2 separate regions of the Homo sapiens genome follow, and region 1 is linked to region 2. Evidence: chromatin loops called from intact Hi-C (ENCODE). Cell type or tissue: A673. All regions are shown on one strand. Links, peaks and the distances in the headings refer to the core of each region. The heading gives the core; the rest is flanking DNA. Region 1 overlaps GANC (glucosidase alpha, neutral C). Region 2 overlaps CAPN3 (calpain 3).

Region 1 (8,000 bases), core at 1-8,000, 60 kb after region 2:
AATTAATTAATTAATTTATTTTTAAGATGGAGTTTAGCTCTGTCGCCCAGGCTGGAGTGCAGTGGCACGATCTCAGCTCACTGCAACCTCCGCCTCTGGGTTCAAGCGATTTTCCTGCCTCAGCCTCCCGAGTAGCTGGGACTACAGGTGCATGCCACCATGCCCAGCTAATTTTTGTACTTTTAGTAGACAGAGGGTTTCACCATGTTGACCAAGCTGGTCTCAAACTCCCGACATTAGGTGATCGCCCATCTTGGCTCCCCAAAGTGCTGGGATTACAGTCATGAGCCACCAAATCTGGCCTCTAAAATCTGAAACTTTTTGAACACCAACATGACACTCAAAGGAAATGCTCATTGGAGCATTTTGGGCTTTGGATTTTCAGATTGGGATGCTCAACCAGTAAGTTTAATGAAAATATTCAAAATAATCCCAAAACTGAAACACTCTAGAGTCCCAAGCATGGAATACTCAACCTGTATACAATTTATAAAACAATAAATGTCATTTAACGTGGTGTGCTATTTTGAATTCCTCATCAAGTTTTAGAAGTGGGGTAAAAATACTTAGAAGATCTCAGTGCTTTGGAAGGCTAAGGCAGGAGGATTGCTTGAGACCAGGGGTTTAAGACTAACCTGGGCAACAGAGCAAGACCCCATCTCAACAAAAAAATTAAAATAAATAAATAAAAAGAATTAGCTGGGCATGTAGCACATGCCCACAGTCCCAGCTACTCAGGAGGCTAAAGCGGAAGAATTGCTTGAGCCCAGGAGCTAGAGGCTGCAGTGAGCCATGGTCACGCCACTGCACTCCAGCCTGGGCAACAGAGTGTTTTTTGTTTAAAAACAAAAAAACAAAAAAGAGGCTCATCAGACTTGAAATTATACAGAGCAGCATTGATCATGAGTTTGTCTGACTGAAACAGGTTAAATAAATTATGTTACCAGCAAATTTGCTACTTGAAAAAAATAGGATGTACACATTTCAGGATAATAAATGTTTTGCCATTGCTTTGCATAAAATGAAAACAAAAACCAAGGAACCATCAGAGGATAAGAAAGAGCTCCTTGAAAGCAGAAACATGATAGCATAAATGGAAAGCCTAGAAGATAAAATTGAGAAAATTGCTCAAAAACTAGGCAAAAAAGGAAAAGGAGATTATAAAATCCGTAGAGTAGAAAGAAAAAAAGGAAGGGAAAAATTAATCTAAGGAATAATACAAAACAGTTTCTCAGAACTGAAGGACACAATTCTCAGGATTGAAGGGGTCCACATCTAACATCCAGAACAATAATTATTTTAAAAGACCTAGGGCCAGGCATGGTGGCTCACACCTGTAATCCCTGTAAAGCACTTTGGGAAGCTGAGGTGGGAGGATCCCTTGAGCCTAGGGTTTTAAAACCAGCCTGGGTAACCTAGGGAGACCCTGCCTATATAAAAAATGAAAAAATTAGTTGGGCATGGTGGCACATGCCTGTTAAGTCCCATCTACTCAGGATTCTGAGGTGTGATGATCGCTTGAGCCCAGGAGCTTGAGGCTGCAGTGAACCATGATCACACCACTGCACTCCAACCTGGGCACAGAGCAAAACCCTGACTCAAACAAACAAACAAAAGATCTCCATCAAGGGATTTTATTACAAAATTTCAGAATACTGGAAATTTGGAATGTTAGTGATAAAGAGAAGGTATTTCAGAGAGAAAAGATAGATTATATACAGAGGAACAAAGGAATAGAATTAAGAATGGTTTTGGAGCAAGAAGGTAGAAGACAGTAAAAGAAATGCCTTCAAATTCTGAGAGAAAGAATATTCAGTCTTGCCAGGCAAATTATCAGCCAAAGGTAAAGGTAGGAAAAAAGATGGTTTCATACCTGCAAGGAAGCAAAAAGAGTACCTCCAATGCAAATGTTCTTAGGAAACTACCAGAAGATGCTACAAACAAATAAACACAGCAAGGGAATAAACCAGAAAAGAGAAAAACAGGGAACTGAAGAAAGGAGGGATACAACACCAGAAAACAGCAAAGGTAAGTTCTGAGATGAAAGCTGTGCAGGGAACCTAGAGAACAATGGTCCAGATGGGAGGAGGAAGATGAAGAGCTCTGGTAGGGAAGGAAGTCTCCAGGGAAAGAAGTAGACTGGATAAAGTAACAGACACCCTTGAGCATGTGAAAAATGTAAACATTGAATATTGATTTAACCAAAAATTGTGATATAACTAGATTGGATGGGAGACGGAGGAGGGTATGGTATATGATTGAGCTAAACCCTCAGCAGGAGTCAACAAATAATCTTTACTGTCTTTGAACATGGTGGGAGATCCAGTATTTTGGAAGTGCTTTATCATAAACCAGCATTCTCACTAATAACAATGTTGAATGTAGCTGCAGGTGGGCTTTGATAGCACTTATTCCTGCATGGGTGCCCATATCCATAAATTGTCATTCCTCCCATCACAATTGGAACTGAACATGGGCTAGACTTAGCTTGCTTTTAACAACTGAATGCAGCAGAAATGATGCTGCAATACTTTTAACAGCTTTACTGAATTCACGTACCATGCAATTTACCCATCTAAAATGCACAATTTAATGAGGGTTTTTATGGCATATTACATTATTGATTCTTAAAAATTGTGTTAAAATATATATAGCAAAATTTGCCATTTTAACCATTTCCAAGTGTCCAATTCAATGGCATTAATTACATTCACCATGTAGTACAAGCATTACCACTATTTCTAAAACCTTTACATCACCCCAAGCAGAAACTCTGTAATCATTAAGCAGTAACTCCCTAACACTCACACCTCTCAGCCCCCTCTCATCTCTGTCTTGACAAATTTGCATATCATAGCTACTTCATATAAGTGGATTATATAATACTTGTCCTTTCGTGTCTTATTTCATTTTCCATATTTTCAAGGTTCATCCATGTTGCAGCATGTATCAGAACTTCATTTCTTTTTATAGCTGAATAATATTCTGTTACATGTATATACCACATTTTGTTTATGTGTTCATCTTTGATGTGCACTTGGATTGTTTCTACCTTTTGGCTATCATGTGTGGGCGAAGGATTACCCAGGTGCCGAGGCAAGAGACTGAAGGCACAAACTGTAGCAGTATAATAAAGAAAATAGTTAGAATAAAGAATAGTTATAATACAAATTAGATATAGAGATGATCATGGACAATTATCAATCATTAGCGTAAACATTATTAATCATTAGCTTTTAATATTACTCTTTGTTGCATTACTAATATAACCTAGAATAACCAGCGGGTATAGGGTCAGGTACTCAAGGGACATTGTGAGAAGTGACCTAGAAGGCAAGAGGTGAGCCCTCTGTCATGCCCGCATAAGGGCCGCTTGAGGGCTCCTTGGTCAAGCGGTAACACCAGTACCTGGGAAGGCCCCGTTAATTAGCAGATAGTGAAAGGGAGTCTCCTTTCCTTGGAGGAGTTAGGGAACACTCTGCTCCACCAGCTTCCTGTGGGAGGCTGGATATTATCCAGGCCTGCCAGCAGTCATCTGGAGGCTTAAACCCCTCCCTGTAGTGCTGTGCTTCAATGGTCACGTTCCTTGTCCACTTTCATGTTTCTCTTTTAAGTTCATAGTAGATAGCGGTAGAATAAATAGTGAAAGTCTTAAAGTCCTTGATCTTTCTTACAAGTGCATAGAAGAAAACGCATAGAAGAAAATGCTGCCTTCCCTCTCTGCTTTGGCTGCCTAAAAGGGAAGGGCCCCCGTCCCATGATCACGTGACTTGCTTGACCTTATCAATCACTTGGACGACTCACCTTCCTTACCCTGCCCCCCTTGTCTTGTATGCAATAAATATCAGCGCGCCCAGCCATTCAGGGCCACTACCAGTCTCCGCGTCTTGGTGGTAGTGGTCCCCTGGGCCCAGCTGTTTTCTCTTTATCTCTTTGTCTTGTGTCTTTATTTCTTACAATCTCTCATCTCCGCACATAGGGACAACACCCACTAAGCCCCATAGGGCTGGACCCTACAATTGTGAATAATGCTACAGTGATCATTGGCATACATGTATCTGTTGAGTCCCTGCTTTCAATTCCCTTGTGCATATATCTAGGAGTAGAATTGCTGGGTGTATCAGTTAGGGTTCTTCAGAGAACACAGGGTTTTTCAGAGAAACAGAATTAATAGGATTTATATTGAATATATTTATATACTTATAAATATGTATACATACACAGAGAGAGATACAAATACTTATTTATTTAAAGTAACTGGCTCGTGTGATTGTAGGGGCTGGCAAGTCTGAGTTTTGCAGGAGATACTGGCATACTAGAAAACCAGGGAGGAGTTGATGTTGCAGCTTGAGCCTGAAGGCAGGCTGGAGACATTCTGTTTTCCCCAGGGACCTTAGTCTTTTTCTCCAGGCCTTCAACTACTGGATGAGGCCCACTCTCATTATGGAGAGTAATCTGCTTTCCTCAAAGTCTACTGACTTAAATGTTAATCTCATTAAAAAATACTTTCACAGAGACATCTAGACTGGTGTTTGAATACCTGGGTACCACGACCTAGTCAAATTGACACATAAAATTAACCATCATACTGAGTCATATGGTAATTCTATGTTTAACTTTTTGAGGAAATGCCAAACTTTTCTGCAATGGCTGAACCATTTTACATTTCCACCAGCAATGTTCCAATTTCTCTGCATCCTCGTAAACACTTATGCTTTTCCATTTTTTTGGATTTAGCCATCCTAGTGGGTGTGAAGTGATATTTTACTGTGGTTTTGATTTGCATTTTCCTAATGACTAACAATGCTGAGCATATTTTCATGTGTTTGTTGTTCACTTATTTATCTTCTTTGGAGAACTATCTCTTTAAATCCTTTGCTCATTTTAGAATTGGGTTGTTTATCTTTTTGTTGTTTAAGAATTTGGTAAAGATTTATTTATTTATTTTCCATTTCTAGTCTTTTAAAGTATGGCTTCTTTTCTTTTTTTAAAGGATATGGCAAATATTTATTTTTTTCCATTTCCAATCTTTTAAAGTAGATACAGATATGCTTAGGATAAAGCTGATTTTAACAGCACAAAAAAGTTGAGCACAAAGGATAGGATTAAATTCAGCAATCCAGAGTGATAAAGAGGAAAAGATACTGAGTACGTGCCTTTGACAGACACATTATCCAAGTTGATTACCTAATAGTTGGAGGTTGAAGTCCTTATGCTGCAAAAGTGAGAACAATTTGGTGTATGAAGTGTATGGTGGCATTTGTAGCTGTAACTTGTTCTCTATTTATTAAGAACAATTACCATAGTTAAGTGTAGTCTTAGTAGACAACCTGCATTTATTTAAATTAAACATAATATTTTCCACAGTAGTGTAAGTAAGGCCACAATATTTATTCTGGGCAAACCCTTTAATGTAGTGATTTTAATATCACTGTCATTCATTCTTTTGGAATATAAAGTGTTTTAACAGAATTCAGGTTACAGATAATTTTTAAAATGCTATATCATGACTAATATATTAAAACGATACTTACATATTTATACTAATATCCAAAGAAAACTCACTGCCAAATTGTTACAGTAGATATTAATCAGTCTGATACCCTTATTAACTGATTCTATAGGTATAAGTATAGGTCAGTGTGATTTTAGTGTCTATTCTTTCATTTTACTAAATTAGGAAAGCAGTATTTACAGAACAAATAAAAACAAGTGAAACAGCCACCCAAGGACCATAACAGCTCCTGAGTTAGCTGTGTCACAAGCTCAGATAGAAATCCCCACTATACGCACAAAGCTGGATTCAAATTATTCATCAAAAGGTGCTGGTAGAAGTTGTCAGATGCCTTCCAATATAGATCCCCAATCCCATGGCCACCAGATGAGACAGCAGCAAAACCCTTTGGAAATTCTGCTGAGAAAATGCCCCCTTTCCTCATCAGGCTTTAAATTCCATGCTGGGTAGCTACGTGCTTCAGGTGCTTTAAAGAGGAACTCCTTGTGGGGAATATTTTCTGGCCAACTTGTCCAATCCCATATCCAATCTGAATTTTTCTTCAAGATGCTTTCAACTTCTTTCCTTTTCTCAGTATCTTCCTCAGACTGAGAGCTATTTTTCTCCAATGTCTGTAAAAGAGGTAGGCTGTCACAGAACTTTTGGAGCTACTCTGTCCAAATTCATTTTAAGCATCCAGCTGTATTTTTTCCATGTCACTATTACATTAATTTTGTTGTTGTTGTTGCTGTTGTTTTTAGAGATAGGGTCTCGCTCTGTTGTCTAGGCGGGAGAGCAGCAGCATGAACAGTGCTTACTGCAGCCTTTCTCTGGGAAGCAAGGCAGAGGATTACTTGAATTCAAGGAAGCACTTTGGAGGCTTCCCAAAGCACTGGGATTACAGGCGTGAGCCACTGTGCCCAGCCCATGTCACCATTATAAACAGAAACTGATGTTGGAGCACTGTTCCCCTTCCTATCATTGCTAAAGTACAGTTCTATCCAGGAGCCCTGCAAGCTCTTTCCCTACAGCCTGGGGTCCCTGCTCTGTGATATGGTGCCCAGAAGGTGGCTGTAGCAGTCTGGGTCACTGTTTGGTTGTGGTCTAGAGGCTGCATGCGCCCTCAGTGGCAGACGAGCATGAGGGATATGGGCCCAGTGCTCAGCCTGTCTTTTTGTTGCTCAGTGGTAGACAGTTCTTCATGTATTCTGGATAAGAGACCCATATCAGATATACAATCTGCAAACATTTTCTCCCATTCTGTAGGTTGCTTTTTCACTTTATGTTCTTTGATGCACAAAAGTTTTTAATGTTAGTGAATTCTAACATGTGTTTCTTGTCATTGTTCCTCACGATTTTGTTGTCATATCTAAGAATCCACTGCCAAATCCAAGTTCATGAAGATTTACCTGTTTTCTTCTGAGAGTCTTATGGTTTTAGCTCTTATATAGTTGAACCATTTTATTTTTTTGTATATGATACACATATAACATATTTTTGAATATAGGAGTCCAACTTCATTCTTTTGCAAGTAGATATCCAACTGTCTCACACCATATGCTCAAGAGACTATTTCTTCTTCATCGAATGGTCATGAACCTTTATTGAAATTATAATGGTGACATGGACAAAGCACTGTGGCTTGTGCCTGTAATCCCAGTGTTTTGGGTGGCCATAAGCGTATGGGTTTACTTCTAGATTCTCAATTCTATTTCACTGGTCTGTATGTCTATCCTTATTCCAGTAGCATGTTCTTTTTTTTTTTTTTTTTTGAGACGGAGTCTTGCTTTGTCACCCAGGCTGGAGTGCAGTGGCATGATCTTGGCTCACTGCAACCTCCACCTCGCCTTGTGGGTTCAATCGATTCTTCTGCCTCAGCCTCCCGAGTAGCTGGATTACAGCCCACCACCATGCCTGGCCAATTTTTGTATTTTTAGTAGAGACAGGTTTTCGCCATGTTGGTCAGGCTGGTCTCAAACTCCTGACCTCAAGTGATCCACCCACCTCAGCCTCCCAAAGTGCAGGATTACAGGCATGGGCCACCGTGCCTGGGCAGTGGCATGTTCTTTTGATTGCCATAGCTTTGAAGTAAGTTTGAAATTGAGAAGTTGTATTTGATTTTCACTCTGCTTAAGACATACCCAAGACTGGGCAATCTACAAAAGAAAGAAGTTTAATTGTAGAACTTACAGTTCTACATGTCTGGGGAAGCCTCACAATTGTGGCCGAAGGCAAGGAGGAGCATGTCACATCTTCTGTGAATAGCAGCAGGCAAAGAGAGTGCTTGTGCAGGGAAACTCCCCTTTTTATAACCATCACATCTCATGAGACTCATTCACTATCACGAGAACAGTACGAGAAAGATCTGCCCCCATGATTCAATTACCTCCCACCGGGTCTCTCCCACAACAGGGGAATTCATGATGAGATTTGGGTGGGGAAACAGCCAAATCATATAAGAAGTATAAATTTTTCAACTTTGTTTCTCTTTTTAAGGATTGTTTTG
Region 2 (12,163 bases), core at 1,629-9,628:
TCTGCAGCTTAATCAGACAAACAAAAGTAGAGGAAATTCATTGCCAGCAGACCTGCCATGCAAGAAATGTTAAAAGAAGTTCTTTAGGGAGAAGAAAAATGATACAGGTCAGGAACTTGGACCCACATAAAGAAAGGAAGAGCACTGGAGAGGAAATAAATAAATGAAGATAAAATAAAATCTTGATTTTAAATTCTTAATCTAAAGGGTAACTTAGTTAAATCATAATAAAAACAATGTATTGGGCAATTATAGCATACAGATAAGAGAAACAAATGACAGTAATGTCATAAGCAAAGAAAGGAAGGAAATGGTAATACTTTGTTCTCTGTTATAAAGTACCTAGAGTACAAACTAAATGGTATAGTGTTATTTGAGGGTGGACTTGGTTGAAAACGTATACTGGAAACTCTAGCATGACCACTAGAATTGAAAAAATAAATATAATTGATACACCAAGAGAGGAGATAAGGCCGGGTGCCGTGGTTCACACCTGTAATCCCAGCACTTTGGGAGGCCAAGGTGGGCAGACTGCTTAAGCTCAGGAGTTTGAGGCCAGCCTGGGCAACATGGCAAAACCCCATCTTTACAAAAAAAAAAAAAAAAAAAATATATATATATATATATATATATGGGGAAGGTGGGGGGAGAGACCCCGTTTGAACTGTGTCACAGGAATGCCAAGACTCCATGAAGCTGAGAAGAATGGGGCCATATATATATATATACACACACATATACATACATATATATATACACATACATATATATACATACACACATACACACACACCCACACACACATACAAACATATTAGTTTGGCATTGTGGCATGCACCTGTAGTCCCAGCTACTCAGGAGGCTGAGATAGGAGGATTGCTTGAGCTCAAGAGGCAGAGGTTGCAGTGAGCCAAGATCATACCACTGCACTCCAGCCTGGGTGACAGAAGCCAGACCCTGTCTCAAAAAAAAAAAAAAAAAAAAAAAAAAAAAGACAAAAAAGAAGAGGTAAAAGGATAAAATAGGATAAAATATAAAACTTTCAGTTAAATCAGAGAAGCCAGAAAAAGGGGCAGGGACAAGAACAAATGCAATAAATGGAAATCAGTTATAAACATGTAGGTAGTAATCTAACTATATTATAATCACTTACATGTGAATGATCAAAATACACCAATTAAAAGACAAAGGCTGTGAAAGTGGATAAAAACAAGACTCGACTATATGTTGTCTGCAAGAAACCCACTTTATTTATTTTTTTGAGACAGAGTTTCGCTCTTGTCGCCCAGGCTGGAATGCAATGGCACAGTCTCCGCCTCTCGGTTTCAAGCAATTCTCCCATCTCAGCATCCTGAGTAGCTGCGATTACAAGCATGCACCATCATGCTCGGCTAATTTTGTATTTTTAGTAGAGATGGGGTTTCACCATGTTGGCCAGGCTGGTCTCAAACTCCTGACCTCAGGTGATGTGCTCGCCTTGGCCTCCCAAAGTGCTGGGATTACAGGCGTGAGCCACCATGCCTGGCCAAGAAACCCACTTTAAATATAAAAACTCATAGATAAAGAAGGATATATCATGCTAACAATAATCAAAAGAAAGTTGGAGTTGTATTAATTTCAGAAACTGCAGACTTCAGAACAAGGACAATTATCAGAGATAAGGAGAGGCATTACATATAGATGAAAAGGTCAATTGGTCAATTTTCCAAGAAGACATACAATCTTAAATGTGTGTGCACCTAACAACAGTGTCAAAATACATGAGGCAAAGAGTGATAGAACTGAAAGGAGAAATAGACAAATCCAGTATTATAGTTGGTGATGTCAACACTCTCTTTCAGTAATTATAGATCAAGCAGGCAGGCAGAAAAGCAATAAGGATATTGTTGACCTGAACAACACTATCAACCAACTGGATCAAATTGACATTAATAGAATTCTACATCCAACAATAGCAGAACAAACCATTTTCTCAAATTCATAGGTAACAAGTCAGTAAGACAGAACACATTCTGAGCCATAAAACACACCTTAACCAATTTTTTTTTTTTGAGACAGAGTCCCTCTCTGTCACCCAGGCTGGAGTGCAGTGGTGCGATCTTGGCTCACTGCAACCTCTACCTCCCGGTTCAAGCGATTTTCCTGCCTCAGCCTCCTGAGTAGCTGGGATTACAGATGCATGCCACCATGCCTGGCTAATTTTTGTATTTTTAGTAGAGACGGAGTTTCATCATGTTGGTCAGGCTGGTCTCGAACTCCTGACCTCATGATCCACCTGCTTCAGCTTCCCAAAGTGCTAGGATTATAGGGGTGCGCCACTGCGTCCGGCAACCAATTTAAAAGAATAGAAAGCCTACAGTGTCTTCACAGACCACAGTGGAATGATACTCGAAATCAATAACAAAAAGATAGTTGAAAAATCCCAAATTATTTGGAAACCAAACAACACAGTTCTAAATAACACAAGGGTCAAAGAAGAAATTTCAAAAGAACTTACAAAATGTTTTTAACTAAGTGAAAATAAAAATATAACATCAAAATTTGTGGGATGCAACAAAAGCAGTGTTTAAAGGGAAAGTTATAGCATTAAATGCATAAGTTAGAAAAGAAAGAAAAGAAAAATCAATAAGCAATATTCCATCTTAGTACACTATAGAAGAGATACTTAAGCCTAAAGCAAGCAGAAGAAAAGAAACAATAAAAAATCAGAGCAGAAATGAATGAAATAAAAAACAAGAAAACAATAGAAAGTCAATGAAAACAAAAATGGTTCTTTGGAAAGATCAATAGAATTGATAAACCTTTAGCCATGCTAAACAAGAAAAATGAAAACACAAATTACTAATATTAAAAATGAAGGAGAGGTTATCACTTTTGGGAGTTCAGTCAGGCTGGTGGCAAAAATTTTAAGATGAATTTATAGGATATAAACACAAACCCTCTTGGAAGGCCTAGAGGTTTGCATAAAGTGTTTGGCTGAAGGCAGCCGAATCCACTTAATAGCTTAGGGCACAGATACATAGGAATGTAGAGGAGTTTATCTAAAGAGCTTGTTTACTCATGTGGTCCTAAAACTAACTTTTGATCACTCACGGCAGGATAGCTCCCCCCGGGGTGGGGGCAACCAGATTAATTACCCACAGGTGTGTTGACTCAAAGCCTTTGTCATTAAAACTGTGCTAAATAAATGCCCACAGGGCTAGCTAGTCAGGGCCGTGGCTGCTGACTCTTCACAGCACCTTCCTTAGTATCTGTGAGCGGCTTGGACCCCTAGCTGCTCTTTCACTAAATATTGGTGTCTTGGTATGTTATTCATCCGTCGCACGAGCTGGGGTCTGCAGGACAGACTCCTGCAATCACTACTGAACTTTTGGACATTAAAGGGATAATAAGGGAATATATGGACAGCTCCATGCTCACAAATTTGATAACAGGTGAAACTGACAAATTTCTTGAATGACAAAAGCTACCAAAATTCATTCGAGGATTAGATAATCTGAATAGCACTATACCTATCAAGAATATTGAGTCAATAATTAATAACCCTCCAAAAAAGAAGGCACCAGAACCAGATGGTTTCACTAATGAATTCTACCAAATATTCAAGGAAGAAATAATATGAATTTTCCACAATATCTTCCATAAAATAGAAGCAGAGGGAACACTTCCTAACTCATTCTATCAGGCCAGCATTATCCTAATATGCAAGCCAGTAAAAGATACTCTAATAAAGGAAAACTACAGACCAATATCTGTTATGAACATAGAAGCAAAATCCTCAACAAAATATGAGCAACTCAAATACAACAATGTATAAACAGACACCATGACCAAGTGGGATTTATTTGAGGTACAAGGTTTGTTCAACATTCAAAAATCAATTAATGTAATTTACCACATCAACAGGCTAAGAAAAGCAATTATATAACCATATTAATTGATGGAGAAAATGCCCTTGACAAAATCTGACACCCATTCATGATTTAAAAAAACCTCTCAGCTAACTAGGAAGAGAGGAGAATGTCCTCAACTTGGTAACGATCATCCACTTTCAAAAATAATAACAGCTAACTTCATACTTAAGGGTGAGAAACTAGATGCTTTCCCCTTAAGACTAGGAACAAAGCAAGATGTCCTCCTGTACCACTCCTATTCAGTGTCCTACTGGAAGTCCTAGCTAATGCAACAAGATAAGAAAAAGAAATGAAAGATATAAATATTGGAAACAAAAAAAAAACTATCTTTATTTACAGATGACACAATTGTCTATGTAGAAAATTCCAAACAAATGACCCAAAAAAATCCACTGGGAACTAATAAGTGAGTATAGCTCAGTTGCAAGATTCCAAGTTAGTATATAAACACCAATTAGTTTTCTATATACCAGCAATGAACAACTGGAATTCGAAATTTAAAAATATTCCTTTTATATTAACACACTAAGCCAAGAAATATTTAGTTATGTCAGTGTGAACTCATGTTTAGCTTAGTATAGATACAAATGGCTTTATATAGAAATATTTACAGATATGTGAGATGGTTATACATAGAAATATTATAGATATGTGTATACAGCTGGCTTAGTACACACACATATCTCCTTTCTCTACAAGCTGAGAGGAACAGAAGCAATCACACTCCGGTAGCAATGAGCAGACTTAGCAACCAGATCTTGATATCTAATACCTTTTTCAATAAAAGAAACCAGTGCTCCTTGGAGAAATGACTGATTCTAGGATTGGGGCAGGAGATACACATTATGAGCTGGTAGTGCCAGAAAGTAAGAAAGTGCTCAAGGAAAAAAAAAAAAACCCACAAACAATTAGGGTATGTTAAATAGACACAGGAGCCAACTGAGAGCTCCCAGTGAAGAAAGCTGGGACAACCTAAGCAACAAAATAAAGCAGTATTGGATTACGACTTAAAATAAAAATCAAGATCCATGAGTCCATATTGATATAAACAAGTGACTGAATAAATAAACAAATGGGGAGAATAGACAAAGCTCCCATGCAGAATGATTCCCAATAATTGATGCAGATTCTCTGCCCTCAAGAGGGCAGAGCACAATTCCCCCTTGCTTAAGTATGGGCTTATGCTTAGTGTCTTGCTTCCAGAGTATAGTATGAAAAGAGGGGAAGAAGTAACTTCACAGTAAAGAAACCTGACAAGCACTACTTCAGCCACATGACCAAGGTCAACACCACAATGAGAAGGCATGTTTATTGCCCGCATCCTTGATATATAATGTGACAAAAACGGCACTTTACCCTGTGGTCTTCCTCCCCCAAACCCTTAAGCCCATAAGGAGAAAAACCGCAGACAAATGCCAATTGAGGGTCATTATGTTACAGAATACCTGACGAGTACTCTTTAAAAAACTGTGAAGGTCATAAAACACCAGAGAAGGCAGAGATACTGTCACAGCCAAGAGAAGGCTAAGGAGACGTTACTACTAAATGTAATGTCATATCTTGGGTGGGATCTTGGAACAGAAAAAGGACATCAGACAAAAAACTAAGGAAAAGTATGGACTTCAGCTAATAATAATATATTAACACTGGCTAATTTAATTGTAGCAAATGTACTGTACTAATGCAAGATGTTGGTAATAGGAAGAAATGGCTGCAAGGTATATGAGAACTCTGTACCATCTTCACAATTTTTTCCTGTAAATCTAAAACCATTCTGAAATTTACAGTTTATTTAAAAAATAGATATAAATACTTCTAATAGTTTTTTCATCCACTCCAATGGATCATCTTGCAGATCTACTGGGCTGTATATGCCCTCCTCAGAGCCTACTGGTCTAGAGAGTTTCTTGCCTGCTCTAAATGCAGTGAACCCTTTTTGGAGCTCTGAGCCTCTCCAAGCAGGAAGAAGGGCCTTGTGCTACACACTCCCAAGCACTTTCACCCACTCAAGTTGACACAAGGGGCTTCTCGGTTGCGCCATAAGGTAGCCTGACACAAACTGCTTCATCCCGTAAGGAGTCTGGCTGCTCAGCACGGACCTTTCTGTTTAAACAGAAGCGACAGCACATGAATGAACAAGCCTTAGGTGAAAGATTAAGAAGGCAGGTCTCCATCCTTCCATTTCTTTACTGTTCACCACCTTCCACAGAACTCTCCCGGAAACTGTGAGCCTTAGTACTTCTAACCACTCTACTCTCCCACCCCAAAACACCTGCTCTGAAAAAGACACATGAGACCAGGTGAAATGGATCTTGCCTGTAGTCCCAGCACTTTGGGAGGCCTAGGCAAGAGGATTGCTTGAGCCGAGGGGTTTGAGACCAGCCTGGGCAACATAGTGAGGCCCCATCTCTATAAATAAATAAATAAATAAATAAATAAATAAATAAATAAATAAATAAATTTTTATTTAAACAAATAAAAATGTGGTGGCACATGCCTGGGGTCCCAGCTACTTGGAAGGCTGAGGTGTGAAGTGGGATCACTGTTTGGGCCTGGGGGGTTGAGGCTGCAGTGAGCTATAATCAAGCCACTGCACTCCAGCCTGGGTGACAGAGCAAGTCTCTCTCTCAAAAAAAAAAAAAAAAAAAAAAAAGAGACATGATATTCGATTACAATGCATTAGCTCCCTAAAAATATTTACGATTTCAGGGACCCATAAAGTATTATAATAATCTCTAGCTCAGGAATAGAAAATAACATCTCCAGTTTCAGGAAGGAGCAGAAAGGTATTTTGGATAAAGAGACCCTTGATAAGTCAATTGCCCAGAGGAGGGATCCATGGCCTCAGGCTCTGGATCACTTGGCTTCTTGTTCCCCAAGAGCTGGCTCCTGAAGTCCCATCCCCTCCATCCCTACCTTTGGCCTTTTCCATGTGATGGCCTAAATCTTGGTTTTGTGGCTCAGCTCATGGGAGGCCAGGGCCTGAACACCTGCTAGGAACACACAATCTTCAAAGAGGCACTTCTGGGCCAGACATCTTTGAGAACGACAAAATCCTGCCCCTCAAACTTGAGGGGCTGTGCGATGGTGCCCTCTCCATTTCTCCTGTCCCTCTCTTGGATCACACAGTCACAGAAGAATCCTGACAGCAGGTAGGGCATGGCGAATGCTCTGGGAGTAGAGCTGGGCCTTCCCTGCTGCCTCTTTCCCACTGCACCCTCAGTCCACGCCTAATCCTCTTGTGAATGGCCTGGAGCCTAATATAGCTCTTCCACCCTCAGCAGCACCATGCATGGTCAGAGTCAGCAGCTTTGACTGGAGGCCCCTGAGCCCGTGGTCTAGGGGCAACTCTGTGAGAGGGAGCCAGGGAGGGGAGAGAGAGTTCCAAGGACAGCCTCAGGACAGACCGCAGTGGTCTGAGGACCTTTAGGGAACCTTCATCACCCTTTGCTGGGATTCTTCCTCTAAAAAGAAAATATTACTATAGTTACAGAGAGGCTTACTTTGTCTCAGCAAAAGATGTTCATGCCTTTGACACTGGTGATCAAAGGGCTATAGCATGGGGCCTTCTGATATACTAATCCTATACAGGCTACTGAATGCATAGGAGGAATCTGCTCCATGCCATTGTTTGGGGGTAATGACGCCTTCACACTCCTGATGTCCCTGGCCCACCCCTCAAAGACCTTGACCAGTCATTTAGGGACTCTCATCTGTGAAAATGATGCAGAGGGTAGGTAACTTGACTGCAGATGGAAGTCCCTGTTAGAGTAGGTCCCAGTGGCAGTGAGCAGATATCCACTGTTGCAAATTCAGGACCTTTAGGGCAGAGAATGTGGTGGATGGGGAAAGCAGATGAATGTGTGTCATGTGGGAATTATATTCATAAGAAAGCCCAGCCTTTTCAACTTTCACTGTGCTTAAATAGGCAGCTCTAATGTAAGAGCAGGGAGCTGACATGGGAGGAAACTCAGGCCTGGCAGCTTGCCCGCTAGGAGGACACCCAGTCTCCCTGTCTGCTCATGAATGCCTGATGGCCTTTGTCTACTCTGTGCTTCTCAAAGTGTGATCTTTGAACTTCATGCATCAGAATCATCTGGTCTGCCAGTTGAAAATACAGATTCCCAGGGCCCATCCCAGACCTGAGGATTTGGTAGGGGTCTGGGACTCTGCATTTTGAATAGGCTCACCAGGAGAGTCTTATGTCCACTAAAGTTGAAAACCAATGACTTTACTTATTTATTTATTTATTTTTGAGATAGGGTCTTGCTCTGTCACCCAGGCTGGAGTGCGGTGGCATGATCTCGGCTCACTGCAACCTCCACCTCCTGGGTTCAAGCAATTCTCCCGCCTCAGCCTCCCAAATATCTGGGATTACAGGCACCCAGACACCACCATGCCTGGCTAATTTTTGTATTTTTAATAGAGATTGGGTTTCACCATATTGGCTAGGCTGGTCTTGAACTCCTGACCTCAGGTGATCTGCCCGTTTCAGCCTCCCAAAGTGCTGGGATTGCAGGTGTGAGCCACCGTGGCTGGTCGAAACCATGACTTTGGCATTACAGGGTAAATAATAGCTTAAAATAATTTTTTTGTTGTTGAGATGGAGTGTCCCTCTGTCACCCAAGCTGGAGTGCAGTGGCACGATCTCGGCTCACTGCAACCTCCGCCTCCTGGGTTCAACTGATTCTCCTGCCTCAGCCTCCCAAGTAGCTGGGATTACAGGCACCCACCATCACGCCTGGCTAATTTTTGTATTTTTAGTAGAGACGAGGTTTCACCATGTTGGCCAGGCTAGTCTTGAAGTCCTGACTTCAGGTAATCCGCCTGCTTCGGCCTCCCAAAGTGTTGGGATTACACGTGTGAGCCACCGCCTGGGTGAAAGAATGAGACCTTGACTCAAAAAAAACAACAAAAAAAGTGACTTTTGTTTAACCATTTTTGTTAAAAGATGCCTAGGAATAAATCTGACAAAAGATGTTCAAGGCAGGCTGGGCGCAGTGGTTCACACCTGTGATCCCAGCACTTTGGGAGGCCAAGGGTAGGGGGTCACCTGAGGTCAAGAGTTTGAGACTAGCCTGACCAACATGGTGAAATTCTGTCTTTACTAAAAATACAAAATTAGCCAGGCATTATGGTGCATGCCTATAATCCCAGCTACTTGGGAGGCTGAGGCAGGAGAATTGCTTGAACCTGGGAGGTGATGTTTGCAGTGAGCCGAGATTGCACCATTGTACTCCAGCCTGGGCAACAAGAACGAAACTCCATCTCAAAGAAAAAAAAATGTTAAAGATGTCACTGAGAAAATTATAAAACTTTTATTAAAAGACACCTATTTAAATGGAGAAACATCCCTGCTTCATGGATAGGAAGACTCAATATTGTCAAGATGTGTATTCTTCCCATATTGATTCAATGTAACTGCAATAAAAGTCCCAACAGCCTTTTTTTTTTTAATTTTTAAGATTTTTTTTTAATTTTTTTAAGATGGAGTCTTGCTCTGTCACCCAGGCTAGAGTGCAGTACTAGGATTTTGGCTCATTGCAACCTCTGTCTCCTGGGTTCAAGCGATTCTCCTGCCTCAGCCTCCCGAGTAGTTGGGATTACAGGCTCCCGCCACTATGTCCAGCTAATTTTTGTATTTTTAGTAGAGATGTGGTTTCAGCATATTGGCCGGGCTGGTCTCGAACTCCTGACCTCAGGTGATCTGCCCATCTCGGCCTCCCAAAGTGCTGGGATTACAGGTATGAGCCACCACGCCCAGCCTAAAAAAGTATTCTTGAGAGAGTGAAGAGGCAAGTCACAAGGTGGGAGAAGGTATCTGTAACACATCTAACCAAGAAAGGATTAGTATCCAGGATATATAAAGAATGCCTACAATTCAAATTGAAAAAGACAACTCAGTAGAAAAATCAGCAAAAGGCATTAGCAGGTGTTTCATGTACAGTGAAATACAGATGATCAAGGAACAGACAAGTGTACAAAAAAGATGCTTTGCCTTATTTATAATTAGGAAAATGCATCTTTTCTTGTATTTCTTGGCCATTTCTGTCCCAGCCCCTCTCATTGTCAGCATTAAACTGCTGAGTCACTTTAATTTGTTCACCATGATGTCTACAGCTCTGTCCCCATCATGACCCCCAGGAGGAGCTGCTGTCTTGTAGAATATAATAGAAGTTGCTCCTAAAAGTTACTTATATAATTGTCACTTTCACTGAAACATATGCACCTTCCCCATCCCCCCTACCCCCGTGATGACACTATCATGATTCTCTGCTGAGTAGACAGAAGGCTGGCTCTCAAATGGGTACCTCGTTTTGTCTTTCAGTTACTATCATCATTATTTATTGACTCATTGTATTATGTTATGTATAGAATCTCATTTAATCCTTACAACAACTCTATGAAAGTAGGAATTTTCATTTTCTTCTCACAGATGCAGAAACTGAGACCTCGGAATGGTCAATAATTTGCCTGAGGTCACATCGTTAATCGGTGGAGCTGGGATTTGAATGAAGTTTGCCTGACTTCAGAGCCTGTGCTCTGATGTTATGTGCTCTGATGTTATGAAGTCATAACATCATTGTGTTATGCTCCTACCCTTTGCTGCCTATGCTAATAGTAATTGCTACCTTACCTTGCACACCTACTAGGACGCTGAATGCCACTCAAAACAGCCCTATGATGGGAATATCCTTATCCTCATTACAGAAGAGAAAAGCGAAACTTAAAAAATGTGACTTACTTATGTGACTTGCTAGTGGCCGAGTCAGTGTTCAGACCGGGTCTGTTTGGTTCTAACTCTAGCTGTTTTATCCACTCTGCACAATGCCCCCAGTTCTTCCTCTCTGTGGCTAGGACAGTGACCTCACTTCTCTGTAAACTGTCTGACAGAAGGTAACACTCTTAAAGCAGATCACAAGCAGACCACTCGCTGAGCCAGCTTCATTGGAAAGATATATAATTTTCCTGGGAGAAGAAACAACTGGGTCGTAGGCACTAGGAGCAGAGAGCTTCCTGCCACAGCCTAGGTTTTTCTGTGATTCAGCCCCCTCCCTCTCTTCTCATGCTGGCATGGAGTAACTTTTTTTTGTGTGCCAACCTAGGATTTCTTCTTTTCAGAACTGAGTAACACAGGTCAAATGACTCCTGGCTGAGAAGATACACAGGAGTCAGTATTAATTTTAGAGGCAGTGGGGCACATGGAAGAGGTCATTAGAGCAAGAGACCGTCTGGTATGGACAGAAAGCTTCCAACTTGAAAGTGCTGATGTGAGACCAGGCGCAGTGACTCACGCCTGTAATCTCAGCACCTTGGGAGGCTGAGGCAGGTGGATCACCTGAGGTCAGGAGTTCGAGACCAGCCTGGCCAACATGGTGAAACCCCATCTCTACTAAAAATACAAAAATTAGCCAAGCGTGGTGCCGGGCACCTGTAATCTCAGCTACTTGGGAGGCTGAGGCAGGAGAATGAATTGAACCCAGGAGATGTATGTTGCAGTAAGCCAAGATCGCGCTATTGCACTCCAGCCTGGGCAACGAGAGTAAAGACTCTGTCTCAAAAAAAAAAAAAAAAAAGAAAGAAAGAAAGAAAGTGCTGATGCGATGGCCAAGTGCTGGGGAAGTTGGTGGCCATCTGTCCTCTCAATCTTATGCCCTTTCTTTCCCTCCCTTTCAGACCAAAGGAACTGGGTTTCTTGAAGAAATGATTCATTCCAGTTGTGGGGCAACAAATGTACAAGATGGGCGTGGCACATTTTGTTGTGGCCAGAAAACAAGAAAGGGATAAAAGATTAATGGAGCAACGTGAAATGATACAGGCAACATACAGGGGCTCCTACTGTCCAAAGATGGAACAATTTGAACATGAAAAAGAAGAATGACTGCAATGGATTAAAACATGCTGCAATACTTCATACTGATCACATTCTTTTTTTTTTCTTCTTTTTGAGATGGTCTTACTGTGTCACTCAGGCTGGAATGCAGTGGCGCAATTTTGGCTCACTGCAGCCCCAACCTCCGTAGCTCAAGTGATCCTCCCACCTCAGCCTCCCAAGTAGCTAGTGACAGAGCAGGAGCATCACCATCTTGGACAAGCACCACCATTTTAAAGTGCCCCTTGATCAAAAACTGCCTAAATCCAACCCAAAGGGCATCAGCCTAATGGCTAATGTCAGTATGACCATAAACCACAAATGACATCTCCAACCAGAAACATTCCAACCGTAAGATAAACTCTCTCCCTGACCA

The links. Hi-C counts contacts between places; a loop is a spot of excess contacts. Peaks named below come from ENCODE experiments on the same cell type or tissue, not always from the same donor. Only the 100,000 strongest peaks of a DNase experiment are listed, where the experiment ranks them.
Region 1: it touches region 2 in a loop (4-fold over the local background); 2 of 110 quality-filtered maps call a loop at or near these places.

Annotation. Positions count from the first base shown.
Region 1 is chr15:42,312,206-42,320,205 of GRCh38, reverse strand. The region is part of intron 10 of GANC (glucosidase alpha, neutral C); the gene reads right to left. It also overlaps the pseudogene BNIP3P5. Among named protein-coding and RNA genes, the nearest start is that of TMEM87A, 43 kb to the right of the region's middle. In A673, for the core only: no CTCF peak of the experiment used is centred there; a DNase peak (open chromatin) is centred at 4,405.
Region 2 is chr15:42,369,199-42,381,361 of GRCh38, reverse strand. All of the region lies in intron 1 of CAPN3 (calpain 3), which reads right to left. Among named protein-coding and RNA genes, the nearest start is that of CAPN3, 16 kb to the right of the region's middle. In A673, for the core only: no CTCF peak of the experiment used is centred there; no DNase peak of the experiment used is centred there.